Regions from separate parts of the Homo sapiens genome. Here region 2 is linked to region 1. A link is an interaction called in ENCODE POLR2A ChIA-PET data of the cell type or tissue named here. Cell type or tissue: HepG2. All regions are shown on one strand.

Region 1 (8,000 bases):
ATACCTTAGACTGGGTAATTTATAAACAACAAATATTCATTGTCCACCGTTCTGGAGGCTGGGAAGTCCAAAATCAAGGCACCAGCAGATTAGGTATCTGGTGAGGGCTCATTTTTCATTAATGGTGCCTTTGTGTGTCCTCACATAGTGGCAGGGGAGAGGGGCTAGCAAGCTCCCTAATACCCCTCCTTTTTTTTCTTTTTTTTCTCTTTTTGAGACAGTTCTTGCTCTGTCACCCAGGCTGGAGTGCAGCAGTGTGATCTCGGCTCACTGCAACCTCTTCCTCCCGGGCTCAAGCCTACTAAAGTGGGCGTGGCTATAAAAGGGCAACGTGAGGGATCCTTGTGGTGATGGAAATATTCTGTATCAATGTCAGTATCCTGGTTGTGATACTATAGTTTAACTTTGCAAGATGTTAACACTTGGGGAAACTGGGTAAAATGTACATAGGATTTATCTGAATTATTTTTTACAACATATGAATCTACAATGATCTCAAAATTAAAAGTTTATTTATTTATTTATTTTTTTAAAACAAGGTCTTGGCCGGGCGCAGTGGCTTACACCTGTAATCCCAACACTCTGGGAGGCCAAGGCAGGCAGATCATTTGAGGTAAGGAGTTCAAAACCAGCCTGGTCAACATGGTGAAACCCTGTCTCTACTAAAAATACAAAAATTAGCCAGGAGGCATGGTAGCATGCGCCTGTAATCCCAGCTACTTGGGAGGCTGAGGCAGGAGAATCGCTTGAACCCAGGAGATGGAGGTTGCAGTGAGCACAGATCGTGCCATTGCACTCTAGCCTGCGTGACAGAGCAAGACTCTGTGTCAAAAAACAAAACAAAACAAAACCAACCAACCAAAACAAAAACAAAAAAACAAAAAAAAACAGCCGGGCGCAGTGGCTCATGCCTGTAATCCAAGCACTTTGAGAGGCTGAGTCGGGTAGATCACCTGAGGTCAGGAGTTTGAGACCAGCCTGGCCAACCTGGTGAAACCCTGTCTCTACTAAAAATACAAAAATTAGCTGGGTGTGAGGGCGTCGCCTGTAATCCCAGCTACTCTGGAGGCCAAGGCTGGAAAATCACTTGAATCCAGGAGGTGGAGGTTGCAGTGAGCTGAGATCACACCATTGCACTCCAGCCTGGGCAACAAGAGTGAAACTCTGTCTCAAAAAAAAAAAAGAAAAGAAAAAAAAGGAAACAAAGTCTCACTATGTTGCCCAGTCTGGAACTCCTGGGCTCTAGTGGTGTTCCTGCCTCAGCCTCCCAAGCAGCTGAGACTACAGGTGTGCACCACCAAGCCCAGCAAAAGTTTAATTTTTTTAAAGAATCTAAAATTTGCTATCTAGATAAGTGAGAGAAGCTGACAATATGATATCACTATTGTTAAAAAAAAAATAGTAACTGCAACTGTCTGGCCCTCAAAGGTCTCATTTCCTAATACCAGCACCTTAGGGGTTAGGATTCAACATATGAATTTGGGGGGTTGGAGACACAAATATTCAGATGATAGCACCCACCTTTCCTCCAACCTTATCTCCTACTAGGCACCCCTGGTATATTGAGCTGCATTCTGGCTTCCTTTTTTTTTTCATACCTGAAGCACATTCACATCTCAGAGTCTTTGTACCTGTGGTTCCCTCTGTCCAGAACAACCCTCCCCTACATATCTGTGAAGTTTCCTCTTGCTTTCAGGTTTTTAATAAAATGTGATGGCTTCTGAGAAACCTGGTTGCCTAGCCACCCTATCTAAAGTAGCAGCGCTACCACTCTCTAGCCCTTGACTCTTTTTCTACAAAGCATCTACCACCGCTATTACATATCTATTTGCTCATTATCTGTCTCCTTCTCTAGAACATAGGTTCCATGAGGGCAGGACTTTGTTTACTGCTCAATCCCCAGAGCCTAGGTCAGCATTTGGAGCATAGAAAATGATCAATAGCCCAGGCATGGTGGCTCATGCCTGCAATCTCAGCACTTTGGGAGGCCGCAGGCAGATTACCTGAGGTCAGGAGTTTGAGACCAGCCTGCCCAACATGGTGGAACCCCGTCTCTACTAAAAGTACAAAAAAATTAGCTAGGCATGGTGGTGTGTGCCTGTAATCCCAACTCCTCAGGAGGCTGGGGCAGGAGAATTGCTTGAACCCAGGAGACGGAGATTGCAGTGAGCCAAGATCACGCCACTGCTCTCTAGCCTGGGTGACAGAGCAGGACTCCATCTCAAAAAAAAAAAAAAGAAAGAAAGAAAAGAAAAAAAGAAAATGATCAATAAACATTTGGCAAATGAATGAATTCAGATAGTAAGGGAAATGAAACATTATATTTGCCACAGAGATTGCCAAACAGAAAGATAGTAGTGAGAAGAACATGAAAGAAAAGTCATACTGATATTCATTGAATGCCTCAAAGTAAGCCGGCTCAGTATCAGAGGTCACATTCCTGTTTTACTGAAGATCAGGAATTAACATACAAACAGTGATAATATATTGAATAGAAGTCAGACAATGTGCAGAAGATATTTTGTGAGACAAAGTATCTGTGTTCATATTTAATCAATATTCCTATAGTATTAAAAATGGAGGCTGGGCACGGTGGCTCATGCCTGTAATCCCAGCACTTTGGGAGGCTGAGGCAGATGGATCACGAGGTCAAGAGTTCGAGACCAGTCTGGGAAACATAGTGAAACCCCGTATTGACTAACAATACAAAAAATTAGCTGTGTGTGGTGGTATGCACCTGTAGTCCCAGCTACTCGGGAGGCTGAGGCAGGAGAATCACGTGAACCCAGGAGGCAGAGGTTGCAGTGAGCCGAGATGACGCCGCTGCACCTTCAGCCTGGGCAACCGAAGTGAAACTGTCTCAAAAAACAAGCAAACAAACAAACAAACAAACAAAAAAGGAGAGGTATAGGGAGAAAGCTCATTTGGGAATTTTGTAATATTTAAGACAATTTTGGGTGATGTTTATGGCTATAGTTTGAGATGAGCTTTGGTCACATTTTTCTGAGAAGCTTTGATTCCTTAGTAAAAATTATGAAAGCAAGCCTGTCCTGATTTAGCCAAAGTAACATCAGTTTCCTGAAGCAACAGGTAGCTGCCCACTTCATACCAGCATAACCTACTTTCAGACTAATTTCTAGACCAGTGGGTGGTATTAAGGCCCTGTTGCTGGCGATTTGGGGATTTAGGATATTTATGACTATTTCTGATACCACATTCCTGCTCAGAACGATGAGACTACCTCACAGCCTTGAATTTCATGTCTGATCAAACAGTGCATGTCACAGAACCTGTGTCCAGTACATCCAGAACCAATCTGGCCCAGCCCAGTTTAGGAGTGTCGATGATCCAGGCAGGTCAGCAGCATCTCTGTTTGGAAAGAGGAATTTGGCCTGCCCTGACTGTGTCATTCTCCTCTTCTAACCTTTAGCAGTCCATTACTGATGGGTAAAGTTCCCATTCGTCCATCCACAGGCTTGATGGTACCTACTGTACCTTTATTTGTTATAATTCAGTGGTGAAGCCATCTGGGCCCAGGATTTTCTTGGTGATTGGCTTTTTTTATTATTAATTAAATGTATTTACTTGTTATGACCTATTCAAATTGTTTATTTCTTCTTGAGTTAATTTTTGTTAGCTTGTATCTTTCTATGAATAAATTATCTAATTTGTTGGTACATAATTGTTTATAGGATTTCTCCTCATCATTTATTGCCCCACTAAATCAAGTGTTCCTAAATATGACCCCTGCTTTCCTGCCCTTTCACTTTTGTACCTGGAATCCCTTCAACTTAGTCTGTACTTATTGAAGTGTATTGAATACCTACTAGAACCAAAATATTCTTTGGAGTTCTCTAGGGAATATATGAACAAATAGATATAGTAAGGTCTTGGCTCTCAAAGAGCTTATTGTCTAGCATAGTGTCTTCTGAAGTGTGTTCTTCAGAAGTCCTGCAAAATACAACTCAAAAATAAGGTTCTATGATCAAAGACATGAGGGAACATGGTACCATATATCATTTCTTCTGTAGGTGGTTCATAATTCTCACGAGCATGTTTATTACTCTAAGAAGTTCTGCCATAGAGAAGCTCAGAGTTTCCCAAAAGAATGTGATCACCAAACCCGTTTGTTATATAGCATCTATTAACAATCTAAAGAACTTCTGTTCAATGGAAAATACTTCAGGAAACCATGGACTAGATAAAACACACAACCGAGTAGCTACAGTGCAAGTCAAATGTCCTGAGAGCTAGTCCTGTAGCCCTAATAGGTCCATTGCTCAATGTGCACCGAAAGTCAACACACCGAGACACAGTGTTGCAGCAGAGACAGGTGTTTACTTGTAGCGCTGTCTAACAAGGAAACAGGACAAAACCTCAAATCTATCTTCCTGAGGAGTCTGAGGCTAGGAATTTTAAGGGCTTTTGAGTGGGCTGAAGTGTGGAGATTGTTGATTGGCTGACAAGTGCAGGGAAAGTCATGGGAGAGAAAGATGAGGAAATGATATTCTAATGCCGATTTGTTTTTTCTGTGGGGGGGTCTTTAAACTGATTGGCATCAGCTGGTCTACTGGAATTCAGGATTCACTTACGCAATTCTTAAATAAAATCTTACGATTCTAACATCAGAGATCTTATCTAACTTCAGAAATCCTGTCTATAGGAACAGTGGGAATGCAAACAGTATCTAGTGTCATCCGTGTCTAGAGACTCACTTACAAGGAAGTCAGTCAAAGTGCAGGCTGATTAGTGCTTAATAATAACTATATTTCTGTCCAGAATTCTTGTTAACCCTGTGAGCATGGCTTCGGTCCTTGAAACATGAGTAGGAAGATGGGGGAAACAAATGAAGGAAAGGCAGAGAAGGAAACATAAATAAAGCATCCAGGGAATAGAAAGAAGAGCAGAAGAGGTGGAGACAAGAGTTAAAGAAGCTAAAGGAAAAGAGAGTGGGTCAACACAAAGAGACCAAGAAATGACTCTTGGATTTAATGATCTTGAAGTCAGCATCAACCTTCAGAATAAAAATTCCAGGAAAATGGTGGAAGTACATAAAAGGAAATAAGGAGTAAGTAGAACAGTATGTGAATTCCAAGAAAGCAGAGATTGTTGCCTCTTTTATTTGCTGGTGCTCCCCAAACCCTAGAACCATAACTAGTGTTAAAAGAAAAACCTTCAACACTTAAATTTAACAGAATTTAATTGAGCAAAGAACAATTCATGAATTGGGAAGCCCCCAAACCAGAACAGGTTCAGAGAGGGTTTGGTGCTACTGCTTGGACAAAGAAGTTTTATGGACAGAAAAAGAAAGGTCAGGTACAGATGAGGTGCAAAAACAGATTGGTTACAGCTTGGCATTTGCCCTATTTGAACCCAGTTTGAACAGCTGGCCACCTTTGATTAGCCAACACTTGGTGATTGGCACCAGAGTAGGTTATGTAATCACTTGATGGATTCTCCCTGCCCATCACACAGGCAAAACCAGTTCACTGAGGCCATGTATTGCAGTAGAGAAAGAGTTTAATTAATGCCAGGCCAGCCACATGGCAGATAGAGTTACTACTCAAATCAGTCTCCACAAAGGCTTGGAGATTAGGGTTTTTCAAGGATAGGTTGGTGGGCAAAGGACTAGGGAATGGGTGCTGCTGACTGGTTAGGAATGCAATCACAGGGTTGTGGAAAAGAGTCCTTGTGTGCCGAGTCCACCTCAGGGTAGGGGGCCACAGGACCAGCTGGGTCAACAGTCACAAGTCTGGGTGGGGTCAGTCAGTTGCCATAATGCAAAAGTCTGAAATACATCTCAAAAGACCAATCTTAGGTTCACAATAGTGATGTTATCTCTAGAAGCAACTGGGGAAGTCACACTCCAGCCTAAGCAACAGAGTAAGACCCTATCTCAAACATAAATAAGTAAATAAATATACTAAATTATTCCCATGGTTAGCTTGCCGTATGTCCAGGAATGAGCAGACATAGCCAGCCTGAGGATAGAAGCAAGATCAAGTCAGCCATGTCAGATTTCTCTGTCATAATCTTTGCAAAGACAGTTTCAGTTATGGTCTGTTTACACATCCAGTTAGATTACAGTTCACTATGTACAGAGAAACCTTTAATGTATGTAAATATGGCTGAGTGTGCCAGCTCATGCCTATAATCCCAGCATTTTGGGAGGCTGAGGTGGGTGGATCCCTTGAGCCCAGGAATGTGAGACCAGCCTGGGCAACATGGCAAAACCCCATCTCTACAAAAAATTAGCCAGGTGCAGTGGCATGCACCTGTGGTCCTAGCTACCTGGGAGGCCGAGGTGGGAGGATTACCTGAGCCTGGGAGGTCAAAACTGCAGTAAGCCATGTTGCCGCTACTGTACTCCAGCCTGGGTGACAGAGTGAGACCCTGTTTCAAAAAATAAATAAAATAAAATATGTAAAGAGACAGCTTTAGGCTAAACTTAATTTAACACTAGCACATCGAAAGCTCTCCATAAATATTCATAAATAAGTGGATGAATTAATGTATGATGAGTGGTGGTTTAAAAAAAGTGAGGTAGGGGCCAGGCACAGTGGCTCACGCCTGTAATCCCAGCATTTTGGGAGGCAGAGGCAGGCAGATCACGAGGTCAGCAGATCCAGACCATCCTGGCTAACACAGTGAAACACCATCTCTACTAAAAATACAAAAAATTAGCCAGGCATGGTGGCGGGCGCCTGTAGTCCCAGCTACTTGGGAGGCTGAGGCAGGAGAATGGCGTGAACCCAGGATGCGGAGCTTGCAGTGAGCCAAGATTGTGCCACTGCACTCCAGCCTGGGCCACAGAGCGAGACTCCATCTCAAAAAAAAAAAAAAAAAGTGAGGCAATGGAGGTAATAAAGAAAAGACTACAATAATAGTGTAGTTGAGGAAAGGGGCAACTTGAACACACTTCCAGGCAGAGGACTCCGGTGGAAAAGTATACATCAGAGATGCAAAATAAGGAAACTGATGGGACACTATCATAATTAAAGCAAGAGGAAATGAGAACAACATCACAAGCAGTAGGATAGGAGAAGGTAGGTCTCATTATGGGTTCCATATTTCCATTAACTATATCAAAATTCACTCAACTGGCCAGGTGCAGTGGCTCACGCCTGTAATCCCAACACTTTGGGAGGCCGAGGCAGGCGGATCACGAGGTCAGGAGATCAAGACCATCCTGGCTAACACGGTGAAACCTCATCTCTACTAAAAATACAAAAAATTAGCCAGGCATGGTGGCAGGCACCTGAGGTTCCAGCTACTCGGGAGGCTGAGGCAGGAGAATGGCTGAACCTGGGAGGTGGAGCTTGCAGTGAGCCAAGATCGTGCCACTGCACTCCAGCCTGGGTGACAGAGCAAGACTCCATCTCAAAAAAAAAAAAAAAAAAAAAACACTCAACCACCCAAGCTAGTAGAAATAAAAATTATTGGAAGCCATTGTTTTGGACTAAGCTCCTGTACTAGGCCCCAACAGACAAGGCTAAAAAAAATGGAGTCACCCATGCTAAAGTTCTAAGTCATCAAACCCACACTAAGTTTTTATCTCACCTTCCTAGAAGGCAGGAGAAAGAGATAACAGCCAATTTCCTCGAACAGGCCAGTTTCAATCTTCAATCCACATGATAATGAAGTTCCCTCTGCTTTAATCCTTATACAAAAGAAATAGCCTGATGTAATCTGACATTAATAAGCTGTTTTTCTGTTGTTTTAGCCTCCTGTTCCCACCTTATAAGAAGAGTTGCTTTGAAATAACTAATATTCTGTGTTCTTTGCTTCTGCTCTCTTCCGCTTTCTTCAGCCTTTCTCTGTCTATAAAGCCAATCTCTTCTGCTCAGCTTATCATGCATGCTACTAAAACGCCAAGGGTTTGGTCTAGGTGCTGCTGCTTGGTGCACAGACAGCCAATCATTGAGGCATTGAGTATTGCCAGGGAAGAAGGCTTTGAATCAAGTCCTGCATCTGAGGAGATGGGAGATCAGTCTTCAATC
Region 2 (8,000 bases), 54 kb after region 1:
TACTCAGGAGGCTGAGGCACTAGAATTTCTTGAACCCAGGAGGCGGAGGTTGCAGTGAGCCAAGATGGAGCCACTGCACTCCAGCCTGGGCAACAAAGCAAGACTCCGTCTCAAAAAAAAAAAAAAAAGTACTGTGGGAGACCATTAAATATGTTTAGTATATTTTGACATCTCTTTTAAAAGCTGGGTTCAGGCTGGGTGTGGTGGCACATGCCTATAATCCCAGATACTCATGAAGCTGGGGTGGGAGGATAGCTTGAGCCCAGGACGTCCAGGCTGTAGTGAACTGTGATAGTGTCACTCTTCTCCAACCTGGGTGACAGAGCAAGACCCTGTCGAAAAAAAAAGAAAAAGTGGGGGAAAGAGAGCAAGAAAGAAAAAGAAAAGGAAGGAGGGAAAGAAGGATGGAAGAAAAGAAAGAAGGAGCGAAGAAAGGAAGCTGGGTGCTATTGCAGGCTACTATGGTTGGCCTGAATAAATAACAAGTTTGGGCACAGGAAGGGAGGCAGGGGGTGGAGAGAAAGTGAGGAGGGGCCTCATATCAGATCATCAACAACTCCCGACCAGAAGGCTGGCTTCTTTGCCCTCTTCATTCAACTAGCTTTGCCACTGGGCACGGTGGCTCACGCCTGTAATCCCAACACATTGAAAGGCCAAAGCAAGAAGATTGCTTGTGGCCGGGCGCGGTGGCTCACGCCTGTAATCCCAGCACACTGGGAGGTCGAGGCGGGTGGGTCACCTGAGGTTGGGAGTTCGCGACCAGCCTGACCAATACAGAGAAACCCCATCTCTATTAAAAATACAAAATTAGTCGGGCGTGGTGGCACATGTCTGTAATCCCAGCTACTTGGGAGGCTGAGGCAGGAGAATTGCTCGAACCCAGGAGGCGGAGTCTGTGGTGAGCTGAGTCCACGCCATTGTACTCCAGCCTGGGCAACAAGAGCGAAATTCCATCTAAAAAAAAAAAAAGATTGCTTGAGCCCAGGTGTTGGAGACCAGCCTGGGAAACATGGTGAGATCTCATCTCTACAAAAAAAAAAGAAAAAAGAAAAATTAACTGAGTGTGGTGGCATGCACCTGCAGTCCCAGCTACTCAGGAGGCTGAGATGGGAGGATTGCTTGAGCCCAGGAGATCAAGGCTGCAGTGAGCCATGATTGCACCACTACACTTCAGACTGGGCAAGAGTCTCACAAAACAAAAACAAAACTAGCCTTCCCTTTTCTGTGAGTCTTTATTTTTAATTTTTTTTTTTTGAGATGAAGTCTTGCTCTGTCTCCCAGGCTGGAGTGGAGTGGCGCAATGTCGACTGACTGCAACCTCCACCTCCCTGGTTCAAGTGATTCTGCTGCCTCAGCCTCCCGAGTAGTGGGGATTACAGGTGTGCGCCACCACACCTGGCTACTTTTTGTATTTTAGTAGAGACAGGATTTCACCACGTTGGCCAGGCAGGTCTCAAACTCCTGACCTCAGGTGATCCGCCCACCTCAGCTTCCCAAAGTGCTGGGATTAAAGGTGTGAGGCACCGCGCCCAGTGAATCTTTATTATTATTAACATTAAAAAGCCTTATGTTCATTCAATGGACACACCTTAACCTACTGTGAGTGTTATCAGCAATATTAAAATTCATAATTCAAAAAAAAAGAAAAGAAGCCAAGCAACAACAACAAACTCATAATTCAGCTTTTTCCTGTGATTTTTACAGGGAGTTGCTGCATTCCGAAGTAGGACTGAAGGCGCTTGCCCTGGTCCCAGCTGTTTTCATGGAGTTCCAAATATGTGCTGAACTTCCTGCCAGTGGAGGGGTAGGAGGTCAGAAGAGGAAGGGCCAACCACATCCCATGTCCAACACAAGCTTTAAAAGTCACACTGGGCCGGGCATGGTGGCTCATGCCTGTAATCCTAGCACTTTGGGAAGCTGAGGCAGGCGGATCAGGCAGACAAGTTCGGACAAGGCGGGCAGACAAGGTCAGGAGATCGAGACCATCCTGGCTAACACAGTGAAACCCCGTCTCTACTAAAAGTACAAAAAATTAGCCGGGAGTGGTGGTGGGCGCCTGTAATCCCAGCTACTCGGGAGGCTGAGGCAGGAGAATGGTGTGAACCCGGGAGGCGGAGCTTGCAGTGAGCTGAGATCGCACCACTGCACTCCAGCCTGGGGGAGAGAGCGAGACTCTGTCTCAAAAAAAAAAAAAAGTCATACTGGCCAGGTGCATGGTGGCTTACACCTGTAATCCCAGCAGTTTGGGAGGCCGAGGCAGGCAGATCACCTGAGGTCAGGAGTTCGAGACCAGCCTGGCCAACATAGGAAACCCTATCTCTACTAAAAATAGAAAAATTAGCCTGGCGTGGTGGTGTGCACCTGTAATCCCAGCTACTTGGGAAGCTGAGGCAGGAGAATTGCTTGAATCCAGGAAGCAGAGGTTGCAGTGAGCTGAAATTTTGCCACTGCACTCCAGCCTGGGCAAGAGAGCAAGACTCGGTCTCAGAAAAAAAAAAAAAAAAAAGAAAGAAAGAAAAAGAAAAAAAAAGAAAAGAAAGAAAATAAAAGAAAGAAAAGTCATATTGCACTTCTATTTATTCAGCAAAAGTCCTGGAATGCTTGCTACTGCCATGAACCATGCCAGGTGCTGGGGATACTGCAATGAGTCAATTAAACAGGGTTCCTGCCCCCAGGGAGCCTGCAGTCTGGTAGGGAGATAGACATCAAGCAATCACATGAAAAGTTACTTCATACAAATTGTGCAGAGAGTTATGGAGAATAAATATGTGCTGTGGTGGGCAAGAATAACAGAAAAATCAAATTCAGATGGGTAGTGAGTGGGACACTGGTCAGGAAGAGCTCTGAGGAAGCAACTCCTCAGCCAAAACTGAAGGCTACGCTGGAGTTCGCTGGGGGAGAATAAAAGGGGAGAACATTCTGGGTGTGGGGGACAGCAGGTGCCCATGCCCTGGGGCAGCAAAGAGCTGGACACAGTTAAGGAACTGAAAGAAGACCCTGTGTGGTGTAGTGAGCAAGAGCAAAGGTGGTTCAGGATGAGAGAGTGACTCGATCCTTGTCTTTTATCTGAAAGTTTATCATAAGGGATCTATTCTGTTGGTTTCCAAGGGAAACCAAGGGGAGGGGTATTAAATGGCTCTAAAGCTACTCTGTCTAATATAGGTGGCTACGTGCCACATGTGGCTGTTAAGCACTTGAAATGTGGCTGGTCCAAGCTGAGATGAACTGCAAGTATAAAATACACACTGGATTTCAAAAAGTTCGTGTTAATAACTTTTTACTTTTTTGTTTTTAATTTTTTCTTAGAGATGGAGTCTTGCTCTATGGCCCAGGCTGGGATGCAGTGATACAATCACAGCTTACTGTAGCCTCGACCTCCTCAACTCAAGTAATCCTCCCACCTTAGTCCCTGGAGTAGCTGGGGCCACAGAGGTGCACCACCACACCTGGCTAATTTATTTTTTAGTTTTGCAGAGATGGGGTCTTGCTGTTTCGCCAGACTGATCTTGAACTCCTGGCTTCAAGCGATCCTCCCTGCTCAGACTCCCAAAGTGCTGGGATTACGGTGAGCTGCCGCACCCATCCTACTTTTTTTTTTTTTTTTTTTTTTTTTTTTGAGGCAGAGTCTGGCTCTGTCGCCCAGGCTGGAGTGCAGTGGCACAATCTCGGCTCACTGCAAGCTCTGCCTCCCGGGTACATGCCATTCTCCTGCCTCAGCCTCCGAGTAGCTGGGACTATAGGCGCCTGCCACCACGCCCAGCTAATTTTTTGTGTTTTTAGTAGAGACAGGGTTTCACTGTGTTAGCCAGGATGGTCTCGATCTCCTGACCTCGTGATCCGCCCATCTCGGCCTCCCAAAGTGCTAGGATTACAAGCGTGAGCCACTGTGCCCGGCCCAGCCTGCTTTTTATATTGATTACTTGTTGACACAATAAAATTTGGGGCATATTGGGTTAAATAAAATATATCGTTAAAATTAATTTCACTAATTTCCTTTCTACTTTTTAAATATGGCTACTGGAAAATCTGGAATTCCCTATGTGGCCTGGATCCTATTTCTATTGAACAGCACTGCTCTAAAGTGTTTGCTTTGATATGAAGAAAAGCTACTTGACTGTGAGGGAGACCTTGTAACTTAGGACAGGGGATTTCAAGATTTCAAGATTTCAGTCTCTGGAGATCTTTTAAAACAGAACAACTAGCTAGTCACCGATTTTTTTTTTTTTTTTTTTTTGAGACAGAGTCTCACTCTTTCACCCAGGCTGGACTGCAGTGACGTGATCTCAGCTCACTGCAACCTCCACCTCACAGGTTCAAGAAATTCTAGTGCCTCTGCCTCCCAAGTAGCTGGGATTACAGGTATGCGCCACCACGCCTGACTAATTTTTGTATTTTCAGTAGAGACGGGGTTTCACCATGTTGGCCAGGCTGGTCTCGAACTCCTGACCTCAAGTGATCCACCCACCTTGACCACCCAAAGTGCTGGGATTATAGGCGTGAGCCACCATGCTTGGCCCAGTCACCGATCTTGAATGACAAGAATTTCATTTCGTTGGAGTTCGGGAAGAGAACAAACCACAGAGGCTCTTAAAGTCTCTTCCAAGGACAATAAAATGCACTTATGATCAGATATTAGCAGGTGTACAAAATTAACATTTGATGAGCTGGAGAAGCAGGTTTGAGGTGGAGCTTCTAGGAACAATCATCAACCCCAGAATCCTACAGCTTCTTCTGTGGGTGAACATCATAGCTGCCCCACAGGAAGTTGCTGACCAGGAGCACATTGCCTCCTCTTCTACAATTCATGCCGATGATGCAGATGACTCCTCTACCCAATTTTACTCAATTGTGAATTCAAATCTCAAATGGGAGCATCTGCTTGGCAGAACTTATGTTCTATTTTTCATCTAGCTGAAAGGAGCTCTGGGAAATGTCTGGTTAGTGTTCCAGTTTTGGCCATAGCGCAGGACATACTAGAAGAAGGTTGCAATGAATATTGGCTGAGCCAATCAACAGTGCCTGTGGGGAGAACATTTCCAAAGATGCTGATGTGAGAAAAAGAGCATGGCTGCTTCAGTAAGGCTGGAGCATAATAACTTGATGAGAGAAATGGAGGTATCTAGACTCAACATGGATGAACCTTGAAAACCTGATGCTAAGTGAAGCCATCACAAAGGACTACATAGTGTGTGATTCCCTTCATATGAAATGTTCAGAATAGGCAAATCTATAGCGACAGAAAGTAGATTAATGGTTGCCTAGGGCTGAGGGAATGATCAGTAGATTGGTGGATAGTGGATAAGGGTTTCTCTTTGGGATAATAAAATGTTATAAAATTGATGGTGGCAATGGGTGCATAACTCTGCAAATATTCTAAAAGCTATTGAATTGTGTGCTTTATTTTTTATTCCATTTATTTATTTATTTATTTAGGACAGGGTCCTGCTCTGTCATCCAGGCTGGAGAGCAGTGGTGCAATCTAAGCTCACTTCAGCCTCAATCTCCCAGGCTCAAGGGATCTTCCCACTTCAGCTTCCTGAGTGGCTGGGACTACAGGCACATGCCACCATGTCTGGCTAATTTTTTTTATTTTTAATAGAGACAAAGTTTCACCATCTCGCCCAAGCTGGTCTCAAACTCCTGGGCTGTCAAAGTGCTAGAATTACAGGAATGAGCCACTGCACCCAGCCAAATTGCATACTTTATTATCTTATTTTATTTTATTTTATTTTATTTTATTTTATTTTATTTTATTTTATTTTATTTTATTTTATTACTTTTTGAGACAGCGTCTTGCTCTGTCACCCAGGCCAGAATGCAGTGGTAAGATCTTGCAACCTCCACCTCCCGGCTTCAAGGTATTCTCCTGCCTCAGCCTCCCGAGTAACTGGGATTATAGGTGCATACCACCACGCCCAGCTAATTTTTTTTTTTTTTAGATGGAGTTTTACCCTTGTCGCCCAGGCTGGAGTGCAATGGCATGATCTCGGCTCACTGAAACCTCTACCTTCAGGGTTCAAGTGATTCTCCTGCCTCAGCCTCCCAAGTAGCTGGGATTACAGGTGCCTGCTGCCACCACGCCCAGCTAATTTTTGTATTTTTAGTAGAGACGGGGTCTTACCATGTTGGCCAGGCTGGTCTCAAACTCCTGACCTCAAGTGACCCACCTGCCTAGGCCTCCCAAAGTGCTGGGATTACAGGCATGAGCCACCGTGCCCCGCCAAATTGCGTACTTTAAATGGGTGAACTGTATGGTATGTTAATTTATTTTGGGAGGTTTTATTTATTTATTTATTTTGTGTTTTTTTGTTTTTTTTTTTTTGGTGTGTGTGTGTGTGTGTGTGAGAGAGAGAGAGAGAGATGGAGTCTCACTCTGTCGCACAGGCTGGTGTGCTATGGCACCATCTCGGCTCACTGCAACCTCTGCCTCCCAGGTTCGAGCAATTCTCCCACCTCAGCCTCCGGAGTAGCTGGGATTATAGGCACGCACCACCACACTCAGCCAATTTTTATATTTTTTAGTAGAGAGGGGGTTTCACCATGTTGGCCAGACTGGTCTTGAATTCCTGACCTCAAGTGATCCGCCCACCTTGGCCTCCCAAATGCTGATATTACAGGCGTAAGCCACTGTGCCTGGCGTATATTTTGTTTTTGTTTTTGTTTCGAACCAAGGTCTCATTCTGTTGCCCAGGTTGGAGTGTAGTGGCATGATCACAGCTCGCTGTAGCCTCGACCTCCTGGACTCAATCAGTCCTCATCCTTCTAAGTAGCTAGGACTACAGACACATGCCACTACACCTGGCTAATTTTTGTAATTTTTTTTTTTGTAAAGATCAATTTTCACCATATTGCCCAGGCTGGTCTTCAGCTCCTGAGCTCAAGCAATCCTCCTGCCTGGGCTGCCCAAAATGTTGGTCACCATGCCGGGCCTGAATTATACTTCAAAAAGCTGTTTTTTTTAAAAAAAAAAAAAAAGACTCTGCTGCCTGAGCAACATAATGAGACCTCATCTCTAAAAAAATAAGCAAAATTATCTGGGCATGGTGGCACATACCTGTAGTCCCAGCTACTTGGGAAAGTGAAATGGAAGGATCGCTTCGGCCCAGGAGATCAAGGCTGCAGTGAGCTATAATCACACCACTGCACTCCAGCCTGGGCAACAGAGTGAGACCCCTGTCTCAAAAAAAACAAAAACAAAAACAAAACAAAACAAAAAACGGACTCCGATGTTCCTGAAGCGAACAACCAAGTGATTGAAGGTACAATTTATTGAGATAAGGACTTCTATTTCCAGTAATACAGCAAGCTACACTGACCCTCTTGTTGAAAACAACAACTAATTACTGTTTTAAATATCAAAAGCATCTTTTTTAAAAAGCAGTTTGCAATATAGTAAGGAAAGCATCATGCTAAAATCTAAGAGAAGGCATGAACCCTAAGTGGAGTATTGAAGCTACTTTCCAAACTTGGCAAACTTGAACTTCAGTTTTCATGGAAGACAAAGTTCAGGACCCATCCAATATGGGAGACTAATAGGAGATGCTGCCCTCATAAAGACTGGACCATGGCCGGGAGCGGCAGCTCACACCTGTAATCCCAGCACTTTGGGAAGCTGAGGCGGGTGGAGCACCTGAGGTGAGGAGTTCAAGACCATCCTGGCATGCCTGGCCAACATGGTGAAATCCCCATCTCTACTAAAAATACAAAAATTAGCTGGGCATGGTGGCAGGCACCTGTAATCCCAGCTACTTGGGAGACTGAGGCAGGAGAATCACTTGAACCCAGGAGATGGAGGTTGCAGCAACCCAAGATCACACCATTGCATTCCGTCTCCAGCCTGGGTAACAAGAGTGAGACTCCAACTCAAAGAAAACAAAAAAAAAGACTGGACCCAAAGTAAACCCATCCCCACCCCTGCCCACCGTGGACAGTAAGGAAAGTTGCTGAGCTGAGCAGTAGGGGGAACTGTCCCAAAAGTTGTAACTGCAAAGCATTCCTAG

What was found. ChIA-PET counts read pairs that join two places held together with the same protein. Peaks named below come from ENCODE experiments on the same cell type or tissue, not always from the same donor. Only the 100,000 strongest peaks of a DNase experiment are listed, where the experiment ranks them.
Region 2: POLR2A ChIA-PET joins it to region 1 with 5 read pairs; 4 of 35 experiments call an interaction of 5 or more read pairs at or near these places.

Annotation. Positions count from the first base shown.
Region 1 is chr2:61,675,597-61,683,596 of GRCh38, reverse strand. No RefSeq gene overlaps it. Among named protein-coding and RNA genes, the nearest start is that of XPO1, 140 kb to the right of the region's middle. In HepG2, no CTCF peak of the experiment used is centred here; a DNase peak (open chromatin) is centred at 4,286.
Region 2 is chr2:61,621,673-61,629,672 of GRCh38, reverse strand. No RefSeq gene overlaps it. Among named protein-coding and RNA genes, the nearest start is that of XPO1, 87 kb to the right of the region's middle. In HepG2, no CTCF peak of the experiment used is centred here; no DNase peak of the experiment used is centred here.